2 separate regions of the Mus musculus genome follow, and region 1 is linked to region 2. A link is a loop called in an ENCODE intact Hi-C map of the cell type or tissue named here. Cell type or tissue: left cerebral cortex. All regions are shown on one strand. Each heading gives the region's core, and the rest is flanking DNA. Links, peaks and the distances in the headings are about the cores only. Region 1 holds the start of Spats2 (spermatogenesis associated, serine-rich 2). Region 2 overlaps Spats2 (spermatogenesis associated, serine-rich 2).

Region 1 (8,812 bases), core at 2,525-7,524, 73 kb before region 2:
TCAGGGGCTGCCCCTTGTCCAACCCCCATCGAGTGGGGTCAGTGGTTTAGATGCCCACACGGGGCCGAGTGTAAAGCGTCCGCCAGCCCTCCCACATCCGCCTGCCCAGAGCACAGGAGGAACTCTGGCCGGCCACGGGCTATCCTCCCTCCCCCTTCTTCCCCAGCCCCCTTTTAGTTCCCACAGAGGAGGAAGAGGAGGAGGAGGTAGAAGAAGAGGTGAGGAGGAGGAAGAAGAAAAGGAGAAAGAAGAGGTGGTGATGGTGAAGGACATGGAGGAGGAGGAGGAGAAAGAGGAGGAGGAGGAAAGTGAATCCTCTGGCCTCTCTCCGTGTGCACCTGCATAGATGTTGAGTCACATACAAACGCAAGGGCACACTCACACACACACACACACACACACACACACACACACACACACACACACACACACACAGAGGTAGGCAGCACAGGCAAAGCAGAACCACAGGCTCGTAGCTCTTCTCTGCTCCTTTTGTGCCTGTTATGATTTGCAGCTTCAGTCGGCATCACTAGAAACTTAACGTTTTCTTTTTGCAGTGCCAGGGATCAAACTCAGGGCCTCACGCTTGCTAGGCAAGTGCTCTCACAGGACAATGTCCCCAGCCCTGTGTATTCCAGTCACGGCCTTCTCATGTAGCTCAGGCTGCTCAGGAGCTGCTGATCTTCCTGCTTTAGACTTGGCTACTGTTCTGCCACTGAGCTATAGCCTGAGACCTTGGATGTCAGCTTTATGTTTTGAGACAGGGTAACCTTGGTTGGACTGGAACTGACTGGCCTCAAACTCATAGAAATCCACCTGCCTCTGCCTCCTCCCAAGGGCTGGGATTAAAGGTGTGCGCTATTATACTTTGCTGGATGTTATTTTTTTTAATGATATATTTTTATTTTATGTGCATTGGTGTTTTGTCTGCATGTATGTCTGGGTGAGGGTGTTAGGAGCCCTAAAGCTAGAATTACAGATGGTTGTGAGCTACTATGTGGTTACTGGGAATTGAACTCAGGACCTCTGGAAGAGCAGTCAGTGCTCTTAACTGCTGAGCCATCTCTCCAGCCTCTAAAGGCCAGAGTTTTAAAAAGTAAATCTTGTGAGGAGACTTTTTCTGTTGTCACCCAAGGGACTGAGCACTCCACTCAACTACTCAGAATTTTACTATGAAGACATACTAAATACAGTATTATAGTGATTTGTGAGTGTGTGTGTGTGTGTGTGTGCAAGCGTGCGCACACATGTGGGAGTGCCACACATGAGGAGTCCTGAGGAAAACCTCAGATGTTGCTCTACCTTGTCTTTGCCTCTCAATTTTGGGGCTATAAGCGTGTTCTGTGTTCTGCTATTCCTGGCTTTTTATGTGGGTGCTGGGGATTTGAACCCAGGTCTTCATGCTTACAAAGCAAGTACTCTCTTACCTACTGAGCTATGGCCACAATCCCAGCAGAGTAGATTTAAGGAATGGGGACACTATGGCATGGAATGAACTTGTATTCGTGTTGCAACAATAACAGCTTCATGCGTTTCCTGAATGGCCTTAGATGGTGACGTCAGTGGACAAGGAACAGAAGAAGTCTTACTGATGAGGGCTTTAATATTCTGTTCCTACTCTATGAGGAAAGTGTAGGAAAATCACTCTTCTTTAGCCGGGCGTGGTGGCGCACGCCTTTAATCCCAGCACTCGGGAGGCAGAGGCAGGCAGATTTCTGAGTTTGAGGCCAGCCTGGTCTACAAAGTGAGCTCCAGGACAACCAGGGCTATACAGAGAAACCCTGTCTTGAAAAACCAAAAACCCCCAAAAAACAACAAAAAAAAAATCACTCTTCTTTGTGATCCCATGTTATTCTGCACTTCCCCAATTCAAGGTATTGCATCATTATGCTTTTTCAGCAGCACTGTCTCCCTTTAGAGCTGGCTCCTCTCATTAGGGGCGGTGCTGGGTTTGTTTTCAATGATGCCTGGATGATGACCACCATCTGCTGGGTTCTTACATCGGATCAGTGAGAGCAAAGAGAACAAATATTTGAATGGCTTGCTTCTATTTTATATTTGTATATAGTTTCATTAATCAGTTGATACTAGATTTAGTGTCTTAAGTAGGCAGATGATCTAGTCTCTCTCTCTCTCTTTCTCTCTTCTCCCCCCGCAACTCCCGTGTGTCTATAGGCCAAACTATTTAATTAATGAATTAACTTACTCATTCAAGACAGACAGGATCTCGGGCATGGTGGCGCATGCCTTTAATCCCAGCACTTGGGAGGCAGAAGCAGGCAGATTTTTGAGTTCGAGGCCAGCCTGGTCTACAAAGTGAGTTCCAGGACAGCCAGGGCTACACAGAGAAACCCTGTCTCGAAAAACCAAAAAAAAAAAAGACATGATCTCACTATGTAGCTTTGCAGGCCTGGAACTCACTATGTAGCTTAGGAAGTGGGCTCCAAGCCATGGAGATCCACCTGCTTCGTCATTGAGTGCTGGGATTCAGGGCGGAGCTGCTACATACACCTTGCTCATTTGTAGCTTTTTGAGACAAAAACTGGCCCTGAATGTGCAAAGTAAGCTGGCGGGCTGGTAGACCTCAGGAATTCTCCCAGCTCCATGCCCCAACAATCCCCCCAGGCTGAGATTGCAAGTGCAAGCTGGCACTCCTGGTTTGGGTTTTGTCTCAAATGGGGCTGCAGGGATTGACTAATCCTGGTCCTTGTGTGTGTGTGTGTGGCAGCAGTTCACTAACAGAACTATTTCCTCAGCTCTGCTATTTGCCCTTTCAATCTGTAAAACCACGTTTGGAGTGCATTGGGCGTGTACTAATTAAGGCTGTGTGCTTTGGAGTTCATTTTTATTTTTATTGTTTTGAATTATTTATGTGTATGAGTACACTGTAGCTATCTTCAGACACACCTCAAGAGGGCATCGGATCCCATTGCAGATGGTTGTGAGCCACCATGTGGTTGCTGGCAAGTGAACTTAGGACCTCTGGAAGAGCAGTCAGTGCTCTTAACCGCTGAGTCATCTCTCAGTGTCTATTTTAAAGTTAATTAATTTCAAGACAGGGTTTCTCTGTCTAGTCCTGGTTGTCCTGGAACTTGCTCTGTAGACCAGGCTGGCCTAGAACTCACAAGAGATCTGCCTGTCTCTGCCCCCGAAAGCTGGGACTACAACCATGCCCAGGTAAATTTATTTTTTTAAATTATTTGTATGTGTCTCTGTGTGTGTGTACAGGAGTGCGGGTGCCCACAGAAGCCAGGGCACTGGATGCCCCCAGAGCTAAAGTTACAGGTGGTTATCAGCAACCTGGTATGGGTGCTGGGAACTGAATTCAGCTCCTCTGGAAGAGCAGTGCATTTGCATGCAATCACCGTGTTATTTCTTCAGCCTGCACTTCCGGAGTTTGAGAGCCTTGCTCTATCTCAGGCTTGTTAGAGCTCACTATACAGTTTCAGGCTGGTCTGAAACTTGAGCCTCTTCTACTCGCAGCCTTTTGAGTATTGGAAATACAGATGTGCATCACCACAACTGGTTTGGCTCCAAATTCTTTAACTTTTATCTGTGCAAAGTTAAGAAACACAAAAAATTGGGCACCTGGTACTCACTATGGAGACCAGGCTGGATTTGAACTCATAGAGATCCACCCACCTCTTGAGTGCTGGGATTAGAATGTACTGTTACACCCAGTAACTTGCTTCTTTTTAAAAAAAACAGTGCTAGGGGCTGGAGAGATGGCTCAGCAGTTAAGAGCACTGACTGCTCTTCCAGAGGTTCTGAGTTCAAATCCCAACAACTACATGGTGGCGCACAACCATCCATAATGACATCTGATGCCCTCTTCTGGGGTGTCCTAGATAGCTACAGTGTACTTACATATAATAAATAAATAAATCTAAAAAAAAAAATTAAAAACTAAAAACAGTGTCTTGCTATGCATCCCAGGATGGGTTCGAACTCACAATCCTTCTGCCTCAGGCTCCTGAGTGCTGCAGTTATAGTGTGTGCTGCTGTACACGGCCCAATACCTTTTATTCTTATATAAAGAACGGTGCCCAGGGGAGGGCAGTTATGAACTTGATCCCCAGAATCCACAGGGTGGCTCACAACCATTCAGAACTTCAGGTCTTGATCTGTTGTCCTCCTTTGAATTCTGCTGGCACCAGGTATATGGTATACATACACGCAGGCAAGACACACAAGTTCAATCAATCAAAAAATATTAACATTACATGAAAAAAGAACTGCGCCTAGCATGTTTAAGGTTGGGGGTGGGTGGGGAGGGGCAGCAGTGCTCTTCCAGCACGGTATAAGCCTCGGATTTCCTAGTGATCAGGAGGCTGAGGCAGGAAGTTCCAGAGTTGGAGGCCAGCAGAGAGCTACATGGCCAGATCTTGTCACAATAAACAAAAATAAAAACAGTGCACAGCAAAAAGAACAAGGATCCGATGAAGACATCTGACTTGGCAGACACATACTGTCCCATGGTCAATTATATGATCTAAGACTGGAGTGATAAAACATATGGATATACTGTGCTCTGCCTGTAGCACACATCTATAAGCACGCACTTGAGGTGGTTCTGACTATTCAAAGCCCCTTTGCTTGGCTTCAAAGGAAGTGAGAAGTAGATGGTGATGAATATTTTCAGTGATGATTTAGTCGAAAACTCAGCCTCTACCAGGCGTATCCAACCTTTTGATATTGTGACATGATTGTCTTCCACAAAGTTCACTATTTAGATTTTAAAAATAACCGCCAAAACAGGTCTCATATTTAAGTTCCTTGGCTTGAATGTGGTTGGACATGCCCTTCCTAACCTCTCTCTCCTGATCAGAACCGGTAAGACACTAACTCAAAAGATACATCAATACTAGCGATGATCTGGCTCTGGAGAGGCTGGAGATTTCGAGCCCTGATTACGAAGTTAGGTATTTAACAGAAAGATTCGACAACAGCCCTTCCTAATCACAGCCACGTAGAGGGATGCAGGAAGTGTGAGGTCGTTCGCTCGCACATCCTCTCTCCAGAACCTCTCCCATCAGGCTGGGTGGCCAGGTGGCTCTGAAATAACCTTTAGGAGCAGAAGGTAGGTCCGGAGGCGGGCAAAGTTAAAGGGAGTGAGCGGCTGAATTGTTCCCTGCTAGAGAGGGCGGACGTGCCTGCAGACCTGGAGCGAAAGGCTCTAGGATCCCATTGGGAATCTTCGGCCACCTCCGGTGAGTTTCGGCTCTTTCCGTCAGTTCCCGCTCGGCTCGTCACTTAGGGGCACGCTGGCGCCCACTCCTAGCCCGGCCGCTTTAGGTCGCCTTTCCCGCACGCGGACGCGAGTACGCGCCCTGCTCGTCTCGCCGCCGTTCCTTCCCGTTTGGCCCCTGACCCGCTCCTTCAACCCCTCAGTGAATTAATTCCCCGTCTCCCGCAACTCAGGCGCGCGAACCCCGCGCGAAGGGAGAGCGCCTGAGAGGAGCGGTAACCCGGCCGCGCGCCCCGGTCCCCTCGGCTCCGGTCTCCCGCGTGCGGCGCATCGGGGTCGCGCCGGCGCGAGCGCGCGCCCTGCGCTCCGGCTGGCGGGGGGCGCATGCACGAGTACGAGCGCGCGCGCACGCGCGGGCTCCGAGGCGGGGCGAGAGGGGCGAGCGGCGGCGCGAGTGCGGGCGGACGAGGGTCGCTGTGGATCCGCGGGCACTCCGGCCCCAGCCGCGCCTGCGAGGCTCTGCCGGCCGCCCGGCGGACGAGGGACGCGGGGAAGGCGGCGGTGGGGGCGGGGCGGCTCGGCGTCGGGCCTCGGGCGAGCTGGGGGAGGAGCGCGGCAGCGACGGCGGCGGCTCCCGAGGACGAGGGCGAGGAGGAGGCGGAGGCTCTTCTTTCCTCATCCCAGACCCGGGAGCGTCCGGAACGCAGAGCCCGGAACTGGGGGGACGCGGCGGCTGCAGGGAGCCCGGGCTAGGTAAGGCTGGGGGTGTTGGGTGAAGTGGGTGGCGGGGGCGAGAGGGGCCGGAGGTGGAGGGAGGGCTCGAGGAAGGGGAAAGAGGGAAGGGGCAGTTGTTGGGGGTTGGGGTACCGAGAGGAGGGGGACCGGGAGCCCTTTGGTTCCCGCAGTGTGGAGAGGGCCGCGGGTTTCTGGGGTTAAAGGGGCGAGCGAAGCACACGGGTCCGAGTTGGGGAGTTTCCAGAGGATAGGCCGGAGAAACAATGGAGTGAGGGGGACTCTGGCGAGAGCGTGTGTGCGGTCCTAGATTTCAGAAACTACGTGCGGGATCGGAAAGAATGAAATAATGGGTCGATTGAAATGTGAAGTACGGCGAGATGGGCATGTGTAAAGTCTTCTGCATTGTGTCAGGACGCAAGTGCCATCATGGGACTTAAAGGGTAGAAGGACAATTTCGGAATTTGAGAGGAAACCGGACTAGAAAAGGCAAAGAGAGGCAAAGAAATACGAGTTTGGTTTTGAATTAAACCAGAGCCTAGGATAGAGGTGCACTAGAGGGTCTTCGTCTCCTAATTCATCCAAGATGATTCTATTTTTTTTTTTTTTTAGGGAGTGGGTTAGTCTTGGCCCCTTGCTAAGGCATGCAAGCCCTTCTCCCAGTAATTTTATTATTATTATTTATAGTTCATTTTGTTGTAAGGCAAAACTGTAATATTTATTCTCGATCAGCTCAGCAGACTACTGTATATAATTTCTCCGTATTTATTGAAGCAAGAGAGAACACACTGCCGGCAGTACTCTACCATGAGCGAGGTCAGCGATACTGCGGAGTTGAAGATGTTTGGTTTGAAAAGTAATGAATAACTGTGATTTTTTTTTTCTTTTTAAATTTAAGTTGTCTGTCCTTTGTTGGAATTTTTGTTTCCCATTGAGAAATGTTCCGGCTTGAAAAAAAAATGTTCATAAACCTTCTAATTCTGGTTTTGTGCTTGGGGGAAGAGAGTTTCGGTTTTTTGTTTTTAGAAATTGTTCAGGGATGCTGATTCCTAGTGGTCAAACTGCCTCCACATTCTCGTATTTTTGAGTTAAGGTGGTTTGGGAGTCCTGTGAATAAGTATTTCAGGGTTATGGACTTTGCATTCCACCCCCCCCCCCAGACTCCCCCCTTGGGGGTGGTCTTAGTCTTTATCAGTAACCTAGGCTGGCTTGTGACCTATTGTGTAACCCCAGTTAGCCTTTGAAGTAAAGTTCTTTTGCCTCAGACTCCCAGCTGCTGGGATTACAGCTGTGAGGCTGGGCCTGTATCTTCTTTATACTTTAATTTCCAGGCCAAATTTGATACAGCACTGACTGGAAGATCACTGATTCTGAAGCTATTATTATCATTATGCATTCATAGATGTGTGCGTTAAGCTTTTCATTGGTGAGACGTGAAGTTTTGCTGACTCATCTAAACTAAAATTTCTGGGCAGTCATCCGTTTATAGTTTTCAGCTGTGTTTCTGATAGCGGGCAGCATTAGGCCACCTTCTAAATATCAAAAAAAATCATGACCTAAAATGTACCTTTAAAAATTCTTACTTATAGCCTGATGGTGGCCATGCATGCTTTTAATCCCAGCACTCAGGAGGCAGAAGCAGGCAGATCTCTGTGAGTTCGAGGCCAGCCTGGTTTACAAAATGAATTCCAGGACAGCCAGGGCCGTGCACAGAAATCATATCTTGGAAAACAAAAAAATAAAAATAAATGAAAAAAACCTTAAAAATTAGAAAAAAAATTCTTCTTATTTTAAATGAGGTGTGTGTCAGTGTTTTTGTGCATTCTAGTGCAGTGTCCCCAGAGGCTAGAAGAGGGGTTGGGATTCCCTGGAACTGGAGATGAGTCTCCTGAGGTGGTTACTGGGACTCGAACTCTGATCCTCTGCAAGAGCAGTACACACACTTAACCCCTAGAACCATTTGTCAGGTCTCTTCTAGAATCGCTATCACTCTGTAACCCAAGCTGGCCTGTGATTCTTAATTCTCTCTCAGTCTCCAGAGTTGTGGGGTTACAGGCACATGAGGCAGCCATGCCTGGATAAATGGTTCTTTCCTTCTACAAGGGTCAAGTGAGAAGCCAGAGGTACCGGTGCAGGAGTGTAATCTCAGCCCTTGGGAAGTTAAAGGCCTGAGGGTCAGAGGCTCAAGGGCCTCCACCTTTGCGTACGTAGTTTGAGATCATCCTGGACTTGCAGTATAGGAGGCCCCGTCTCACCCCTCACCTCCAGGTCAAAGCCAGGAGAGAGTAGTGTCACTGGTGAAGTGTGGCTCCTGACCTTGTAAAAGTGCTAGGTGAAGTGCTAAGATTGCTCTTTCATGTATAATCTCATTAGTCATCACATTTAATATAATTCTCTTTATAAATTTAGAGATTAAAAAAAAAAAAAAAGCCAGGCAGCCGTGGCCCACCTCTCTAATCCCAGCACCTGGGAGGCAGAGGCTGGCAGATCTCTGAGTTTGAGGCTAGCCTGGGCTACAGAGTGATTTTTATGATAGCCAGGGCTACACAGAGAAATCTTGTTTAGAAAAACTAAAAACAACAAGAACAATAACAAAATCAATAAATTTAGAGATGAAATATAGTTTGCTACGGTCACAGAATGAGTGAGTAAGGAAGCAGGATCCAGACCTGTCTCTGTTTGCACGGCTTCTTTAATTTTTCAGTCCTCCCGCTCCCACCTCCTGCGGGCCAGGATTATAGGGGATTACAGACACACGCAGCTGCAGCCGTGCCCCATTCAGGAGGCATGGAACCTAGGGCTTCGTGCACTCTGTCAACTGACTGAGACACGTGCGTGCCCCTCTTCTCTTGTGTTCTCTTTTTTCTTCTGAGGCATTCTCACTGTAGCCCT
Region 2 (8,812 bases), core at 1,837-6,836:
AACTCTTTAATGGGAAGTTAGAAATCCTGATCCAGCTCCTTCAAGCTCTGTTTCCCACTCCCGTTAACTCGGAACCAAGGCCAAGATAGTTCAGTAGATGTTGCCGTGGCAACATGACAAACAAAAGAAAGTAATTGCTACTTTTCATTGGTCTTTGAAATGCATTTATGTGCACTGGGTGGGAGGGGGTGCATGTGTGCATGTGCAGGGAGCAGCCTCAAGATCCCTCCTTAGGAACTCGGTCTCTTTTTTTTTTTAATGTTTTTTAAAAATTAGATGTATTTTAAGTGTATGAATGTTTTGCCTGCATATGTGTCTGTGTCTCACATGTGTGTGTGGTGGCTGTTGCAATCAGAAGGGGGCATGGGATCTCCTGAACAGTTGGGAGCCTCTGTGTGGGTGCTGGGGATTGAACCTGGGTCCTCTGAAAAGAGCAGCCACTGCTTTATACACTGAGTCATCTTTCCAGCCCCTGTCTACCTCCGTGTGTGTGTGTGTGTGTGTGTGTGTGTGTGTGTGTGTGTGTGTGTGTGTGTGTATGCAGATTTGAGTTTTGGTGTTTTGGTTTGGTTTTATAGGTAGCCTTGGCTAGCCCTGATACCTGTTGTGAGGACCATGCTGGCCTTGAACCCACAGAGGTCTGCTTGCCTCTTCCTCCAGAGTGCTAGGATTAAAGGTGTGAGCCCAGTTTTATCCACCTCTACTCGGGGAGGATCTCTCATGGGCATAGAACTCACCAGTTAAGCTGGATTGGCCAGCTAACAGTCCCAAGCATGTAAGTACTAGTGTCTGCCCCCCAGCCCTGGAGTTACAAGTGTGAGTCTCCATGCCCAGCATTTTACATGAGTTCTGTCAAGTGGATGCAGGTCCTTGGACTTGCAAAGCAAACTTTTACTAAGTTTTGATTGGTCTTTGGTATGGAAATGTAAACTAACTCTTTAAGAGAGGGCTCATGCTGTCAGTTGCATGGACTGAGCACATTGGTGACTAATAAGGAGGGAGAAACCAGTGTCCCCCTGCTGTCACCTAAGCAGGAGTGAGCGTAAGGGGACTGGAGAGATGACTCCACAGTTCTTGCAGAGGACCTGGTTTGGTTCCCAGCACCCACAGTGGCTCCTGTCTGCCTGTAACTCCTATACTAGGGGACCTGGTGCCCTCTGCTGAACTCTACAGGAATCAGGCACACACACACACACACACACACACACACACACACACACACACACACGGCAAACAGACATACATGCAAGGCAAGACATTCATACAGAAAAAGATAAAAGATACCAAAAAAAAAAGGTTGTATATGTGTGTCTGTCCCTAAAAGGGCTTTGCTCTCTCCTTTATTGAACAGTACAGAAAACTTCACATGTAGAAGAAATAAGGGATACTGTATAGAAATCTTTTTAAAAAGAGTTTTACAATGGATTAAGTCATTGAGTCCAATTGATCCAGATGGCGAACAGTGTTACAGGTATTGTTTGTAATCAAGCAGTAGCCAAACATTATGTTCAATATTTTCCATGAATGTGTGCAGTGGATATTCATCATGAGGTTGCTTTCTACCTCTGTATTTGTCATAAATATGTGCATTACTCTCTACATGCCTCACTGTAGGTCGGGTGTGCGAATTCATAGTTTAAGGTCAGTGATGCATAGGCTTAAGCTGTAAAAGTTGCTTAGTGGAAAGTCCAGATCGAGTATAGTTGGTTGCTACATTGTCCTCCTAAAGGAGAGTGAAACAGGCAGGCTGGGTGCACAGCGGGATCCTGTTGAAAGTGTCTGTGATTCCTAACCTAACTCTGGCTGTGCCCAGCTAGTGTTCAGTCTGGAAGAACGTTAGCGGTGTTCTCATAATATTGCATTGCTAGTCAGTGTGCTGCCTATGAATTTTCTTATGCTCTCCAGTGAATCGTTAAGAAACCAAAGTTTATAACCCTTCATTGTTACAGTGGAAAGACTCGTCACAAGGAAGGTCTGGCCCTGTCACAGAACTTGATTTGTGGACAACAGTGTACAGTTACGTGGTTGACAGTGAAGGCTAGGGGATGTGAGCAGCTTGCTCGTTTTCCTGACGTCTTTAGTACATATTTTATAAGCTTTGTCAAAGAGCCTGTTACCTGCTAGGCACAGTGTGTGCATCCTAAGGTGAGCTGGCAACAGGAGGCTGGCAGTATGACGCTGTAGGCCTGGCAGCTCCTGTCCCAGTCATGGCTTCTGGGAATTCCAAAGCCTGCCTCACAGCCACCTCTTGATTAGCAAGTCTGCTTATTAATGCGCATGGTCATCAGACTGGACTTCTGTGAAGGATTTGCCTCTCTGAAATGACCCCGCTTTGTATGCTAATGCACTTCTTACAGCATTAGCCACTATACTAACTACTTTGTGCTGTGTAATTATGCAGTAAGCTAAATTGAATAGGCGTGTACATGTGTATATGATTGCCTTTGCAAGTCTTATTAAAAAGGAGAAATTTCAGGCTGACGGAATGGCTCAGTGGGTGAAGGTACCTGTCACCACATCAGGCAGCCTGAATTTTAGCTGGGACTCACATGGAGACAGGAGAGAGTGGGCTCCCGCGTGCTGATTCTGACAGTCTGCATATACTACACACATAATGTGTACTAAAAGTCTAAGTAACTGGATGGAGTAGTGCAGGCCTTTAATCCGGGCACCCAGGAGGCAGAGGCAGGTGAATCTCTGAGTTCCAGGCCAGCCTGGTCTATACTGTGAGTTTCAGGACAAGCAGGGCTACACAGAAAAGCAATTTTAAAAATCCACCAACAATAAGATCTAAGAAATAGAGGATTAGTGACTTCAGAACTAGTAACACACACCTGTAATCAAGTACTCCGGATGCTGAAGAGCAGATGAGGGGTTCAAGGTCAGCCTAGGCTGCAGAGCAAGACTTTGTCTGGGAGCCAAGCTCCAGTGGTAGTGTCAGCATAGCGCACAAGGCCCTGTGTCCACCTCCAACTGCAAGAAAAGAAAGCAATCAGGAGTACATGCTTGCCCCACATATACAGAGCCCTTGGTCTGATTCCTAGTACTCAAGAAGGGGAAAAAACTATAAGAAACTTTTAATTCCATCCCTTTTGATTACTATTAATTTTTTTTAATCAGAAATCAGTTTATGGGCTGGTGAGATGGCTCTGGTTAAGAGCACTGACTGCTCTTCCAGAGGTCTTGAGTTCAATTCCCACCAACCACACGGTGGCTCACAACTATCTGCAATGTAATCTGACGCCCTCTTCTGGTGTGTCTGAAGACAGCTACAGGGTACTCATATACATAAAATAAATAAATCTTTAAAAAGAAAAAAAAAAGAAAGGAAATTAAATCAGTTTGTACCATATTGTATCATAAGGGTTACACTGTATTGTAAGGGCTATAGTGTATCGTCAGGGCTACACTGTATCATAAGGGTCATACTGTATCCTAAGGGCTGTACTCTATCATAAGGGCTGATTGTAAGGACTATAGCACCCCTGGACTTGGCGCAGCACTTTGCATACCTTGGGTATGTTGGTCCTCACATTGGACCACTTCCCTATGCCCTTACAGACATACTGCCTTATAAAACTAGAAACAGTATCACTATATAAACCAAGCTCAGCACCATGGTGCACACCTTAATCTCAGCAATTAAGACACTGAGACAGGTGGATCTCTGTGAGTTCAAGACTAGCCTGATCTACATAGAGTTCCAGGACAGCTAAGATACATAGTGAGACCATATTTTTTTTAATAAAAGAATAAACCAGAAATTGTGGAAATAAGTAATTTCCAGAATACTTGAAAGTTAGCATAACTAAGAAAGTTCTGTGGCTTGGTGCTGCCATCTGCTGGTTCTAAACTCCTGATTTCCAGTAGCTGGCCTGCTCTATGATAAGGAACAAAGGGAATGGGGTCCTTGTATTGACAATTTTTTAAAATCTTCTTTGTTGAGAATATGACACCAGACTATCATGCAGTCCATACATTGTTTCTTAGCAGTATGCTTTTAGTGAAACAGTTGCTAGTTCTCCATTAACTGTATACTATTTGGGTATGAGTTTCTCATCTAACCCTTTTTTCTTTCTCATTTTCCCCCCAGTTTAATGGATCGAGAAGTGGCACTGCTTGCTGAGATGGATAAAGTGAAAGCTGAAGCAAGTAAGATGATTGATATTTGATTAAAGCTGTGACTGAGCCAGGGCGTGGTGGTGCAAGCCTTCAGTTCTAGCACTTGGAAGGCAGAGGCAGGCCAGTCTTTGGGAGTTTGAAACCAGCCTGGTCTACATAGAGACTTAAAAACTATCAGCCATACAAATAATAGGTTGCTGCCTCTCAGTCAAAGCTTAGTGTTATAGTCTACAGTTATGGTTTATGTATACACACAAATATGAGTTTATCAATTAATGTACTGTGCTGACATACTAATTCTTCATACGAGTTTTAAAAGTTTTCCCCAAATCTTTAGCATTCTGAGTGTAGAATTTAATTTATAAGAGATTGCATCACGGTGTCTGCATCGACCGTAGGAAAAGGAAGCACCCTGGAGGCGCCTGAGCCGCCTTTTGTTTTGCTTTTCTTGGAATTTCTTATTGTTACTATTTTTATTTTTTGATAAAGCAGAATTATCAGGATGGTCAGAGAAGACCTCCCATGCTCCTACAGTTAAGCGTGTGCCCTTGTCTCCTGTCGTGGGATTTCCTTTGTTTTTCCACTTCAGGATGATCCTATTCAGTGTCTGTAATCAGAGAGTAAGGGGAGGCAGTGAGCTGAGAGTTGAGGATCGGAGCGCCGTAGCCTTGCCGGGTGTGGTTTTTCACAGAAGAGGCAGACGTGATGGTGGGTTTGCGTGCAGGTGTGCAGCACCGGTGTGCAGGAAAGCTTTGCGGAACCGATTCTCTCCCTCCACCAGGGACTTGGGATCAGGTGTGCATGGCCGTGCTTTACCCCGCTGAGCCGACCCCATGGTCCAGCGGAGGGTTTTATCTTCATGAGATCGAACTTGTGTGGGAAGGTCGTTTAACCTACCCTCAAACCACTAAGGATAGGAATGCTTTGTTAGGTGGTAGCTCACGAGTCATTGTGCCTGTGGCCACAGCCATGGCAGGTGGGGCCAGAGACCGCTGCGCTGAGCACAGGGAAGTGTGGCGAATACAGCAGAGATGCTGTCTGCTTCTCAGAAGTAGATGCATAAGCACTAAATAGTGTATCTTGAGATGTCTAAATGTCCCAGCTATCTAGCCTACTCTTGTCCTTTGGTTCTTTTATAGGTAAAGGTTCAGATAAACTAAAACTGGTAAAAAGGCACAATCCTTACTTTTGAGAAAAAGGTACTTTTTAAAAATACATCTTTTAGGGGCTAGAGCAGTGGGTCAGAAGTTAAGAGCACTGACTGCTCCTCTGGAGGACCTGGGCTCTATTCCCAACATCCACAGGGTGGCTAAGAACTGCCTATAACTCCAGTTCCAAGTGATCTGATGCCCTCTTGTGACCTCCATGGGCACCAGGCATACACAGGGTAGACAGACATACCTTCAGGCAAAACATCATATACAAATATATAATATGCACACAAAGAAGTGTGTATCTTTTAGAGAGCTAGGAAGATGGCTCAGCCAATAAAGTCCTTGCTGTTCTGGCATGAATATAAGTGTTAGAAGCTGGGTGTGTGGGCACATATCTAACTCCAGCCCCGGAAAAGGGGAAACAAAGCCAGGCGCGGTGGCGCACGCCTTTAATCCCAGCACTCGGGAGGCAGAGGCAGGTGGATTTCTGAGTTCGAGGCCAGCCTGGTCTACAGAGTGAGTTCCAGGACAGCCAGGGCTACACAGGGAAACCCTGTCTCGAGAAACGAAAAGAAAAGACAAGGAGAGGGGAAATAAACGCCTGGCACTTAGGGCTGAGGCCCCAGTGAGAGGCCACGTCCTAAGCCAAGCACTGGAAAGGGGGTCGAGAGATGACCTGTGGGATAAAATGCTTGCTTCACAAGCAGGAGGCACTGAGTTCAAATTGTGGTACCCACATCAAAACTGAGTACAGCAGTGTGGGTCTGTAACCCTAGAGCTGGACACACAGACATGTAGGACACAGGGCCCACTGTCCAGCCAGTCTAGCCAAAACAAGGCCTCTAGGTTTGCCAAGAGACCCTTACGTCATCTTCTTGTTTTATTTTTTATTTGACATGTGAAGAAACTTTTGGAGAAAATGTGACTTGTCCAGTATCATATCTTTTTGTTTTCTTTTTTTCTCAAAAAAAATGTGTTTGGTTTCTAGTTTGTTTGTTTGTTTGAGACAGGATCTCACTGTGGGTCCTGGCTGGCCTAGAACTCTCTTTGTAGACAAGGCTGGCCTCGAACTCACAGAGGATCCACCTGTATTGCTTACCAAGTGCTGGGACCCACAGTCAACCAAAATTGACTATTTCATTTTATGTATGGGGGTGTTTTGTGTACATGTGTGTCTGTGCAGCATCACATGTGTCCCATGTGCCCAGAGAGGCCAGAAGAGAGCGTGGGCTCTCTGGGCAGTTGTGAGCTGCCATGTGAGTGATGGTACTCGAGCCTGGATCCTCTGCTTGAGCCAGTGCTTGTAATCACAAAGCCATTTATTAACCACACAGCCCTAGTTGGTTTTCTGAGTCATGTGATGTGTATGAAGTCATTATTGAGAGCTGAAGAGGGAACTCAGTGGTTAAGAGCACTAGTTGCTCTTCCAGAGAATCAGGGTTCAGTTCCCAGCACCCACGCCATGATGCCTCACCACCCCCTGTAACTCCAGTTTCAGGAGATCCAGCACCCCTTCTGAGCTCTGTAGGTCCTACTGTGTGTCTCCGTGCCGGTGCATAGGTGTACATGCAGGCAAAACACTCACATATAAAATTAAATTTAAAAAATTTTAAATCCTTAAAACATATTTTCTCAATCTTGAAATCTGTAATTTTGCACTTGAAATCCCAGAATGCTGGAGGCTGAGAGGAACTGAGGTTGGTGTGATTGACAGGTGGGAGTAAACCCGTAAGTAGGTCTTTTATAGCTGTTAAGAAAATCAGTGTTAGGCTAGAGAGCTGGCTCAGCACTTAGGAACTCTCAATCTTCACCAAAACTGAGGTTCAGCTTCCAGTGCCCACGTGACGGCTCACAGATGCCACACCTTCAGTGCCAGGGGTGCCGTGACCTCCTCTGCTCTCCACAGGCACAGGGCATACATATGGCCAACATAGATACATGTGGGCAAGCACTCACACACGTGGAAACAAATCTTTTTTAAAAGACAGAAAGCAGGGCCTAGCAAACACAGAAGTGGATGCTCACAGTCAGCTAATGGATGGATCACAGGGCTCCCAATGGAGGAGCTAGAGAAAGAACCCAAGGAGCTAAAGGGAACTGCAACCCTGTAGGTGGAACAACATTATGAACTAACCAGTACCCCGGAGCTCTTGACTCTAGCTGCATATGTATCAAAAGATGGCCTAGTCGGCCATCTCTGGAAAGAGAGGCCCATTGGACACACAAACTTTATATGCCCCAGGGGAACGTCAGGGCCAAAAAAATGGGAATGGGTGAGTAGGGAAGTTGAGGGGAGGGTATTGGGGACTTTTGGGATAGCATTGGAAATGTAATTGAGGAAAATACGTAATAAAAAAAAAATTAAAAAAAAAAAAAAAAGACAGAAAGAAGGGCTGGTGAGATGACTTAGTGGGTAAGAGCACCCAACTGCTCTTCCGAAGGTCCGGAGTTCAAATCCCAGCAACCACATGGTGGCTCACAACCATCCGTAACGAGATCTGACTCCATCTTCTGGAGTGTCTGAAGACAGCTACAGTGTACTATAGAAGACAGAAGCCGGGCAGTGGTGATGCATGCCTTTAATCCCAGCACTTGGGAGGCAGAGGCAGGTGGATTTCTGAGTTCGAGGCCAGCCTGGTCTACAGGGTGAGTTTCAGGACAGCCAGGACTGCACTGAGAAACCCTGTCTCGAAAAACCAAAAAAAAAAAAAAAAAAAAAAAAAAAAAAAAGACAGAAGGAATGAAAGACGAGTGCGAGTGTTGATCTTCAGAGATAGCTCAGTCAGTAAGAGGCACAGGGCTTGAGCCCAGTCTCCAGAACCCACATTTGAGGCTATCTGGCCTCCATGTGTGCACTGCACCTGGCTTTCTTAGCTTCTGAGGTTTTAGCTCAGATGGTCTTACAAAGCAAGCACGGCATTGCTAGCTGTCTCATGACCCTGGGTGTAAAGTTCTGTATATGTCAGTTAGGAATTGACTGCACACAATAGAGTGACCTAGGTAAATGCATTTCCTGTTCTCTTGTGAAGAAGCCCAGAGATAACTAATATATAATTAGCAGGGCATCACTATATATTTATTAGAATGTCAGAGGGGTAACATTGGGACCCAGGTTCCTCTCTCCTTTCTAGCCACCTTTACAGCGTGCTCTGGTCGAAAGATAACTCCTAAGGATTCAGTAAGGGAAGGGTGAGCATCACATGACTCGACCACTGTAAGCTAGAGCTTCCTGTTGGGCCCACCCTCTGCTCGCTCACATCAGTGTTGAAGCTGAGCTAGGGCACACACCATGTCATCTGGAGCAAAGCCCAAACTAGGTGTGGACCCAGGAACATTGGTACTCAACATTTTTATTTTGATTTCGTGCATTTTGGGTTGATTTCTCAAGGCAGGGACTTGCTGTATTGCTGAGACCAGCCTAGAACTCAGTATATGGCCCAGGCTAGCCTTGCCATCACAGTCCTGCCTCAGCTGTCCAGATGTTCAGGTCACAGGCATGAGTGCTCAGACCTGGCTTAACCTGGGGCTTCTGACAG

The links. A loop is a pair of places that touch in the nucleus more often than their neighbours do. Peaks named below come from ENCODE experiments on the same cell type or tissue, not always from the same donor. Only the 100,000 strongest peaks of a DNase experiment are listed, where the experiment ranks them.
Region 1: it touches region 2 in a loop (6-fold over the local background); 4 of 42 quality-filtered maps call a loop at or near these places.

Annotation. Positions count from the first base shown.
Region 1 is chr15:99,120,947-99,129,758 of GRCm38, forward strand. It overlaps Spats2 (spermatogenesis associated, serine-rich 2), which reads left to right and starts at 5,899. Exons shown (of 13, transcript NM_139140.1): 1 at 5,899-5,941. In left cerebral cortex, for the core only: no CTCF peak of the experiment used is centred there; DNase peaks (open chromatin) are centred at 5,226, 5,760 and 6,248; H3K4me3 peaks cover 2,492 bases; H3K27ac peaks cover 1,623 bases.
Region 2 is chr15:99,195,115-99,203,926 of GRCm38, forward strand. Spats2 (spermatogenesis associated, serine-rich 2) reads left to right here. Exons shown (of 13, transcript NM_139140.1): 9 at 4,094-4,152. Among named protein-coding and RNA genes, the nearest start is that of Kcnh3, 25 kb to the right of the region's middle. In left cerebral cortex, for the core only: a CTCF peak has its summit at 3,839 (motif pointing left); a DNase peak (open chromatin) is centred at 3,840.